2 separate regions of the Homo sapiens genome follow, and region 1 is linked to region 2. A link is an interaction called in ENCODE POLR2A ChIA-PET data of the cell type or tissue named here. Cell type or tissue: Panc1. All regions are shown on one strand. Each heading gives the region's core, and the rest is flanking DNA. Links, peaks and the distances in the headings are about the cores only.

Region 1 (5,384 bases), core at 168-5,167, 63 kb after region 2:
TATAAGATAATTGGCAATTCTGCAATATGTTTGCTTTAGCAGAGGCAATTAAATACAAAATAACAAAAATAGGGAATTATATACAAGTGTGTGGAAAGAATAGGCTGAGGAAAAAATAGAAGTGGAGCATATTAAATTACAGTGCCATTTGCTTATGCTTGTGTAATGTCTTCAGAGATGATTAACATAGAATTTTCAGAGTATTCCATGTGTGGAATGCATTTGAGCATTACTCTTATATTTTCCATATTCAGAAATCTAACTCTGATTTTGAAGAACCAGAGGGAAATTATGACTATAGCTATGTAAAGCAGCATACTTAGGCGGAGTCCTCTCAGGGAACATTAGATGCTAATGCCTATAATCAGCTCGCCTTTGCTGTGTGGGGCCATTTTTATACCAATGGGAATGTTTAGTGGCAAATTGTAATTTGAACATTACAGTTGAGCAAGCCAAGTGGCTGCTGCCTCTCAGATGCCAGATGCAGAACATTATTTCACTAGGTATGGAAAGAGGATGACATTCTCTGAAGCATCTACAAATGTCCCAAATACTGTGCCATGCACATTCTATTATTTTGTTTAAGATCTTCACAGCAACCTTATGCAATGTGTCTACTGTATTCATTTTACAGATGAAGAAACTAAAACTCAAAGGCATCATATGATGAATAAATCTCCCAAACAGAATGTTGAGTGAAAAATGTGACAGAGGATATTAACAATATAATACAATTCATGTACTTTTTGCAAAACATGCCAAATGGTGGTACATACTACCTAGGCAAAAATACATATGTAGTAAATGTTTAAGGATATGGGCAGAAGTGACAAATGTCAAATTCAGGATGGTTCTTTTCTGATGAAGGTAAATGAGGTCAAACCAAAATATACATATGGGCTTCTGCTCTATTTGTGTGTTTTATTTTTAGGCTAGGAATTGAATATATGAGTAATCATTACATCATTCTCTATATCACCTATATCATTTCTGTGTGGCTGAAATATTTTATAAGAGCTTAAAAATTTAAAATAGGTTGGACAACTTGCTGGAAGTCACACAGCCATTAAAGAGGACACAGGGCTGGCTTTGACCCCAAGCCTGCTAACACTGGAGGCCACACACTCTCTGCTCCTTACACCTTGCACCAGATGAACTTTGCTGAAGCCTTCTTGTGTTAATGGTTTATCTAGGAATGAAGGGGATAGGCCAGGCGTGGTGGCTCACACCTGTAATCCCAGCACTTTGGGAGGCCAAGGCAGGAGGATTGCTTGAGCCCAGGAGGTCAAGACCAGCTTGGGCAATACAGCAAGACCTCATATCTCTAAATAAAATAAATAAATAGAAATAGAGGGGTTGATGGGTTATCCCTCTATGACTGTGCACCGTTGAATGTTGGTGATGGGAAGAAGACCCAAGAAGAACCAAATGGGTATGTGTTTTATGGTGAAGAAACTCATGCTACTTAGCAAAATGGTAATGCAAGCTCACCAAAGTCCCTTTCCTCCTAAATACCATGGACTCTTCTGCTGCTACAGCTGTAGCTACTACTAAATTCCAAGCTTCCCCAAACATTGGAATGAGACAGTACTTAAAAACTAGCTAGTTTATTAGCCACTTTAGTATAATAATGAAGCTAAGCAAATAGTCTTTAAAATTTGATTGCATTCATCGTTCTTTTTAGGAACAATATTTAGAAATAAGTGGATACTGGCTGCAAAATTAATTTGTGATACACTCTTGAAGTACTGCTATTAAAGCTCCTAAAATTGACTTTACAGAATGTTCCTCTTTTCCTCATTCCTTTCCCAAGCACTTACATAGTTCACAGAGAACTATGATTGGAACTGAGCCTGTGAAACATACATTTTTACGTATTTTACTTTGCACTATGGATTTATTATCTCTGACTCAATTGATCAGTGTATTCCTAGCACCTAGCTTAGATCCTCACATGTGGCAGATAGTCAATAAATATTTGTTGATTGAGTGAGTAAATGTGTGAATAAATATGAGAAATATTACCTGCTGTTTGCAATTTTTTTTTTTATTTTGTAAAGAAGGCAGAGTGTATAATAGCAGAGTGTGGTGATTTAAGAGTCTTAGCAAGAAGTCAGTGTTTGGAAACAACGCCAGGGGAGTTAGGCCACCTCTCTGGAATCCTTGATCCATTACTTAAGGCATTTTGTTTATTTATTTATTTGTTTGTCTGTTTGTTTGAGACAGAGTTTCACTATTGTTGCCCAGGCTGGAGTGCAACGGCGCAATCTTGGCTCACCGCAACCTCTGCCTCCCGGGTTCAAGCGATTCTCCTGCCTCAGCCTCCCAAGTAGCTGGGATTACAGGCATGTGCCACCACACCTGGCTAATTTTCTATTTTTAGTAGAGATGGGGTTTCTCCATGTTGGTCAGGCTGGTCTTGAACTCCCAACCTCAGGTGATCCACCTGCCTCGGCCTCCCAAAGTGCTGGGATTACAGGCATGAGTCACCGCACCTGGCCTACTTAAGGCATTTTAGGCAAACTACTTAACATTTCTGAGTCAGTTTTAGCTTCAGAAAAGTGAGGATAATAATAAAGCCTCTTGTTTAAAGTTGCCGTGAGGACTAAATGAGATAATACCTCTGTATTAGGTGTTCTTACTTTGCTATACAGAAATGCCTGAGACTGGGTGATTTATAAGAAAAGAAGTTCAATTGGCTCATGGTTCTGCAGGCTGTACAGGAAGCATAGCTGCACCTGCTTCTGAGGAGGCCTCAGGCAGTTTTTACTCATGGTGGAAGGCGAAACAGGAGCAGACACTCCATGAAGAAAGCAGGATCAAGAGAGAGAGGGGAGGCGCCACACATTCTAAAATGATCAGATCTGGTGAGAGCTCACTCACTATCACAGGGACAACACCAGGGAGATGGTGCTAAACCATTCATAAGAAATCCACCCCCATGATCCTATCACCTCCCACCAGACCCCACCTCCAACACTGGGAATTACATTTCAACATGAGATTTGAGCAGGACATCCAAACCGCTCTAAACCTCTAAAGAGCTGAGCAAATTTCTAGGCACATAATAAGTGCTCAATACATTTTAGCTATTCTTTAGATCATTTTGGGTTCTAGCTATATAACCTTTGTTTTTATGCGAGAGGGAGACAGTGTTTACATCTCATTGCTCTCTGAGTAGGTTCATTAACAACAGCAAAAACAACGACAATAAAACACTTTATGGAGCTACCAATCGTTTTTTTCCTTATCAAAAAATTTATTTCCTAGTAGCAAAGTCACTGTTCACTTACTATTGCAGAAGAAAAATGACTTTAATCTCAAAGGCAACATTAAAAATAGGAAAAAAGAAAACGAATCAATAAAGGCAAAGGTCATAGAAACAGATGATTTGAACAGAAAGCTATGTTACTGAGCATTGGGGTTACATACACAGGCTGAAAAAATATGCAGCTAAGCAGGACATCTGGAAGAGAAATTACATGATTTGCATTTTGATATTTAACAATTTTGCATGTCAAACTTTTAAAAGAAGCTGTGTAACTGAAAAGGCTTGAAATAAAGAATTATGTCCAGTGATTTCATCTTCCAGCAATGTGTTTTCTTTCCACAGGAGCCAGATTACATACTCACATGCAAACATACACACACACACACACACACACACACACACACACATGCTCCACCATACCCTGAATCAGTTATAGTCTCCACTATGGAGAATGTGGAGATTGCTTCAAGAAAAAATATCTAGGTGATAAGGCTTATGAGCGTTGGAGTGAGCATGTTATTCCTTATTACTCCTGTTAATCACCAGATATGGCTAGTATCAATCATCATAAAACATTTGTTTTATTCATTTTCAGGATTTTTTAAATAATTATTTTATATAGGAAGAAGTTACCAAAATTTATCACTTAGGGCAACAGCTTTGAAAGAGTTTTTATCACTATATCCAATAAAGAATGCATTTCATTGCAATCCAGATGTTCTATTTTATTTCTTTTCTTATTTTTATTTTTTTTTTAGATACAGGGTCTTGCTATGTTGCCCAGGCTAGACTCCGTGGCTATTCACAAGCACCATCATAGATCATTGCAGCCTCGAACTTCTAGACTCAAGCAATCCTCCCCACTCAGCCTCCCAAGTACCTGAGACTACAGGCACACACCACTGCACCCAGCTCCTATTTCTTTTTTTTATTTTTTAATGTTGGTTGTGATCTACTAAATTTATTTTCACAGTCCACTAATGGGTCATGACCCACTGTTTGGAAAACACTGTCTTAGTGTGTTTTGTTTAAACTTTCCCACTGAAGTATCCTGAGCAGCAGGGGAGTGGGAAACTGTGAGATGGGGGCAGGTTTGAGAGAGGGACTCAGAAGGCCAGCTTCAAGTGAAAAATTTATTTGAAGTTTCTTTATTTCACCATTAAAATGTACTCGTCTTTATCCTTAGACAGCAAACAGGACCATTAGTTTTCTTTAAAAGGTTTTAAATCTCCCATTTCAATAAGAAGATGCTCTAGGGACACATGCTGTGTTATTGTGGGGCTACCTCTCCTGCTGCCTGCTACCTGGTGCTGCAGAGGGTATGCATGCAGCAATCTGCAAAGCAGGCCATCTTGGATGATAAATTGACCTCTAGATAGTATGGGAGCTTACTGTGGTCTCATGGCTGCCTGACAATTATTCAGCACAGGTCCTGTGGACGATCTCACCAGGATGAGACATTACTCTTTCGTCAACATGGCATGTCTGATTATGAGCCCTGTGCCTTTTTCTAGCATTTCTGGATCTGATGGCTGGAAAGGTGAGTTTCTAACTTGATGACTCAGACCCTCATTAACCCGAACCACACATGCAGGGCCTCCAGGCAGCCCGCTATCACAGAAAGTGCACAGATAGTGCTAACGAGGTCACCCTGCAATGGACTGCAAAGAGTTGGTAATCATGAGCCAGATGATGAATGTGGAGCCATGGAATCCATCATTTTGAAGGGAGAACACGTTAATTCTTCTCTTTCCATGCAATTGGCTTGACAACAGCTTGACATCATCCTTCCCCTGAGTCACTGAGACAGAGCATGCCAGAATAAAAATAGAGAAAAGGAGTAAATAAACAAAGGGAGGGAGAGCCTTTTACATTTTTAAGCACTTCCTTTTCCTACTTGGTATCAAAGCATACCAGTGGCTGGATTGGGATCCAAAGATGAGATTAAATGTTGCTACTGTGTTCTCTCAAAAAGAAAGTCTCAGAAAATTCAAACTTTTCCTTTGCAAAATGACATCAAGAAATGTGGGATTAGGTATATGCATTAAAAACAACAGGCAATTAGGAGATATACCTAATGTAAATGATGAGTTAATGGGTGCAGCACACCAAC
Region 2 (5,384 bases), core at 83-5,082:
TCTTTAAGTCTTTAGCAAGACTTCATCAATTCAGAATGATTTGGAGAAAACAATTACCAGCATAATATGTGAACATTTGGAATTGGGGAACATTATAAAGCATTCATTTTTCTTTTCAAGTGTAAGAATTCAAACTTGGTCCCTGTGAGAATTAGACCCTTCAGGGCCTGCTTAAATAAATTATTGAGAGTAACTTGTAATTGACATATCAATTTCTTCCTATGTAAACAGTCTTTCCACATTTTGTAGCATATTATTCTACCCAACTGTAATATTCTCCCAGCAAAAGTTTAAGGCATCATTCATTTCTTTGGCAAACTCATTGCCCCATGAAGTGAAAGATAAATTTAAAACTCTGCCTAACACCAACTGTTATAGATTGACAATCTGTCTTACTACCTAAAATTAAGAGGAGCATATTTCGTCAACCAAAATTCCTAAAAGACGGAGTAAGTGAGGATTTTCTGTGTTCATGATTACCTCTTTCCACAGGTCATTATCTGTGTCACCAAGACTTTAGGTCAGCTTTGAAATCAGATTTCAAAAGCCTTCAGTTCTGCAAACATCCATAAGTCATGAAAAATTCCCATTAGCCCATTGGCAGTGTTCCTTGTAAACAGCAACTTTCATTCCTTCCCACAACACAGAGCTAAGAAAACGGAGGAAGCTGCCTGCGGCAACTACATACCCTGAGTTGTCACCATATACACATGTTCCCATGAAAAACAAGCAAAAACGGGACTATCAGGAGAGGCAGACACAGAGATGTCTACTCATTCCCAGTGCTTCTTTGGCCCAGTTCTGATTTTTTTTTTTTTTTTTTTTAGGCTAGCATTGATTTTCAAGCATTGGAAGGAATTGGTGAGGGTTTTTGCTAATTAGCAGGGAGGCCAAGCACACCGCTCTTGGCTGCGCCACAAGGAGGTGGTTGCCTGTGGTTTGGGATATTCTTTTCCTCTTCACTGCAGTCTCTGGGATGGTGGGTCTTGTCTCTAAGCAGCTGGAATGAAGGCAGAACGTATATCCCATCATTTGGAAGCAGCATGCATTCAGGTTCTCCTAAATGATCTCTAATAAACATCAAGGCGGGCCCCATTCCTGTGATGTGTATCAGTTTGGGTAAATAAATGCATTTCCTTCAGGATTTCATAAATTTTGATCATAGTGCTTCCTGGGTTTGTCAAATCTAAAAGTTTTAATTATTCTTTTCTGTTCTTACAGGGCTATCTCTTCATCCACTTCATCCATTCAGTGACCCTTTCCTGTACTTTTCAGCTCTGTTCTCTTTGATGAGTTAAAATGAGAGGGCAATGGAGTATAATGGGTAACTTCAAGATCCTAGGAATATGCAAGTCCAGAGCATATTGTTTCCTCATCATTAAAATCAGAAGAATAACAACATGCTCTTTACTGGATTGTTGTAAGGATTAAATAAATTAACATGTGTAGCTATTAGAAGAGAACCTAGTCTGTACAAGCATAAGCGTGATAATCTGAACACACAAACAGAACTAGATAGCTGAGTTTTTCTCTTCTTTATACAAACGTTTTGGAAACTGTTATCTATGCATTTGATAGAAATGTGATTCTAGATTTTTCTGAATCTAGGTGCAGTTGATTCCATCTTCCAGGATGAGATATGTAGTAACCTCACTGTCTAGCCTTAAAGTGGTAGCTGCTCTAACATGTTGACTTTGCACATCATATGTAAAGAACCACACTATTAATCTTACTGAAAACCACATTCATTGTTTATTCAAGCCTGCTCTCATCCAGGCACTTCATTAGGCGGTGAAATTTCAAGAATAAACCAAAGTCTTCACCCTTTGAACCTTACAGTCCTGTTCATAGTTATGTACTATTTATTGCTGTGTAACAAATTACCCTAAAACTTAGCTACTTAAAACAACAAACATTTATCTCACACAGTTTCTGGGGGTCAAGAATCCAGGAGCAGTTTAACTAGGTAATTCTAGCTCAATGTTTCTCACAAAGTGGTACTCAAACTATTTACTGGAGCTACAGGATCAACTAGGCTGGAGAATTTTTTTCCGAGCTTCCTCACCTGATTATTGGCAAGCCTCAATTTCTTGCTGGCTGTTGGAGGCAGGTCCCTATTCCTCACCATGTGAGCATCTCCACAGGCTGTTAGAGTGACCTCAAAACATGACAGCTGGCTTCCCCCAGAGAGAGTAATCCAAGAGAGAGAACGAATGAGAAAGCACCCAAGATGGAAACTGCAGTCTTTTATAGCTCAATCTTGGAAGTAACATCCCATCATTTCTACCATATGTCATTGGTCACACAGATCCTGGTAGCATGTAGGAGGTGGACACACAAGGGTATGAATACAGCAGATAGGGACCATTAGAGACTAACTACCACACAGTGATTGAGAGTCATAGTTTTTTGTGAGTCATTGGTCAAAGGAGACAGATGGGTCAGAGATTCTGTTCCATGCTTTTTATTTGAAAACCCAGCCTCCCATCATCAAGAGGCTCCTCTAGTGCCCTTGATGCTCTCCACCTGATCCTCTGTATCTTGCCAGAAGGTCAGGAGCACGGGAAAAGCACAAGTATAGGGAAATGCACCATAGATTCAAGGGGCTAGACTTGAATGGAGATTGTAAGCATTATTTTGCCCCACATTCCATTGCCAGAAATCACCTAATTGAAAAGGAAGCTGAGCAATACGGTCTGTATGTGTCCCCAGATTAAAAAGGAATGAAATTTGGTGAATGCACAAGTCACTCTGCCACTCCCTGTAGCTGAAAAGAGGCTGTACGTTTAAGCAGTTTACATTTTTTTAAAAAAATGATTCTGTTCAGTTTTAATACAACAAAAATATGATTGCTCACCATTCTGCAACAAAGCAACTGATTGATTGCGTATTTTCACCTTTTCAATGCATTGTAAATGCAGCCCCTGTTAGAGGCCAGTAAGCAGGTGGTGGAGAGTAGTTCCTGAACCATTAAGTTTGCTGCTTTTTCAGGAATACTATTAAGATGCTGGCAGAAACAAGTCTTGCCTTGTTTCCCAAGTGCGGAAAAAAGAAAGTCTTTGTTCCCAAGCAAATGAAAATACAAATCACAAGACTAAAATTATGAATGCAAAACAATATATTAAAATGTGGCTTGTGTGTAGCATTTGCATGCATTTTAATATGCATCTGTCTTTCCCTTTGCTAAATTCAGTAGGCTCTGAAAATATTAAACAATGGAGTACAATTAATGATTAGAGGAATTGTTTTGGAATATATTTTAACCTATTTATATTCCTATTGCCAAACCTCTTGCTCTTTAAGGGCTCTGAGATGTCCAATGAGATCATTTTATTGGTCAGATCTCATATCACTGTAGCCTAAAAACAATTCACAAAAATATTTTTTATAAATTGACGTGATAACGCTCAAATGATTGTAACATGATTAAAACCATTCCCAGGATAGAAAAATCAAATCCAAATTTGGAAGCTGGAAAAGGCTTTAGAGATCCTTTGGATTGGATATTCTCATCCCTCCTACTCATTCCAAAGTCTGGCTATATTTATTTCCAAAGAACCCATAAGAAATTTAAGGCCATTTTTTTTTCCCCAAAAAACCCAATTTGCTGAGCCTTCTGCTCCAGTTATCTTTGCAGCTGAAGTTTTCAGAATTGGTTTTGCCCTTTTCTGGGTTTGTTTTCGTTGCTTTCTATTTGAGCAAACCCCCAAAAGGGAAATCACTTTTAGGGCAGTAGCAAAAATGAACCAAATTTCAACCACACTCAGAATTCTTGCTCTCTGCCCATCAAGGCTTCTGGACCAGAGGAGAATATATTTCATGAGAACACAGCTCTAAGCCATAAACTTGAAATACATCAAGCTCTTTGTTGTTAATTGGCGCTTACCTCACCTGAAGGCCTTTGCCAAGAAGAGCAGAGGGGTTTAATGGGGAAGGAAGAAAGGAAAAAGCCTGAAGTCCTGGAAAACACTCCAAGCCACATGTGATTTTAGCTGGGGGGCTCTCCACTCCCCAGTATGCTGGCGCAACAAAGTGGCCTATGTGCTCTCTCAGCCCTCGGCTGTTTGTTTGGGGGGCAATGCGCAGACTGGGGCCTGAGTGATAACTGCTTCGTGTAATTACGAAGACAGCTTGAAAACTATGCTCCTCTTTGTTTCAGCCTCCAGATGACGGCTGTCTGACTGCTGTTTGTGCCAGTTTTATTTCAAAGCGCTTTTCTTTCCATATTTCAAAGGTCAGTGTGTTTACCGTGGCCAAAAAGAGCCTGTGTGTAAGAGAAAGAAATCCATGTGGCTGAGTGGCAGGAGAACCAGAAGAGGAGTTAGGGAACTGGATTCGAATCCTAGCTCAGCTTCTAGGTAAGTTAGAGAACTAAATGAGTTGATCTCTTCTCCTTTAGCATTGAAAGGGGAGGAAGGAAGTAGTACTAGTGGCCTTATTTTAGATTAAAAAAAAAAAAAAGGCCGGGCGGTGGCTCACGCCTGTAATCCCAGCACTCTGGGAGGCCGAGGCGGGCGGATCACGAGGTCAGGAGATCGAGACCAGCCTGGCTAACACGGTGAAACCCCGTCTCTACTAAAAATACAAAAAATTATCCGGGCATGGTGGTGGGCACCTGTAGTCCCAGCTACTCTGGAGGCTGAAGCAGGACAATGGTGTGAACCCGGGAGGCGGAGCTTGCAGTGAGCCGAGATCGCCACTGCACTCCAGAGCCTGGGCAACAGAGCAAGACTCCGTCTCAAAACAAAACAAAAAAACCTAGAAGTGTGGTTCTCAAAGAAGACGTGTAGTTATTTCCAGTAAAGAAACACTATCAAACACTCAACTGAGAAAATGTCCACTTCATCTCCGTGAAATGGAAATATTTCCTCCCTCAGAGAAAGCAGGCTTGATATTTTGGCCACCCTTGGAAATCTTGAGATTGTTTTTGGTCAAGGAATTTTAGCACTGGGAACGAATAGCAAACCCCAAACCCTTTCTCAGGACTCTTAGTTGGCTTTCTGACGCCATTACTTAGAAAAACAAGGCTGGTTAGACTGAGTTACCTCCCCATATTTAAGACATTAGTGTTTTTATTATGGATATTTGAAAACAGCATCAGATTTCAATGGTGTAAGCTCCATACCTATTTCTCTTTTTTATTTTCTAAATTTTTAAAATGAAGTGGGGTCATTTGATCTCTTATCAAATCAGTTGGAGACTGGTTTTTTTCCTTTAACTTTTATTTTTTTTCTCTTGAGACGGGGTCTGACTCTGTCACCCAGGCTGGAGTGCAGTGGTGCCATCTTGGCTCACTTCTACCTCCACCTCCTGGGCTCAAGCCATCCTCCCGCCTCAGCCTCCCAACCCACCACACCCAGCTAATTCTTTTATTAATATTTTTT

Evidence for each region. Peaks named below come from ENCODE experiments on the same cell type or tissue, not always from the same donor. Only the 100,000 strongest peaks of a DNase experiment are listed, where the experiment ranks them.
Region 1: POLR2A ChIA-PET joins it to region 2 with 11 read pairs; 3 of 35 experiments call an interaction of 5 or more read pairs at or near these places.

Annotation. Positions count from the first base shown.
Region 1 is chr12:92,224,476-92,229,859 of GRCh38, reverse strand. No RefSeq gene overlaps it. Among named protein-coding and RNA genes, the nearest start is that of BTG1-DT, 81 kb to the right of the region's middle. In Panc1, for the core only: no CTCF peak of the experiment used is centred there; no DNase peak of the experiment used is centred there.
Region 2 is chr12:92,287,458-92,292,841 of GRCh38, reverse strand. The region is part of intron 2 of LINC02391 (long intergenic non-protein coding RNA 2391); the gene reads left to right. Among named protein-coding and RNA genes, the nearest start is that of LINC02391, 74 kb to the left of the region's middle. In Panc1, for the core only: no CTCF peak of the experiment used is centred there; a DNase peak (open chromatin) is centred at 2,515.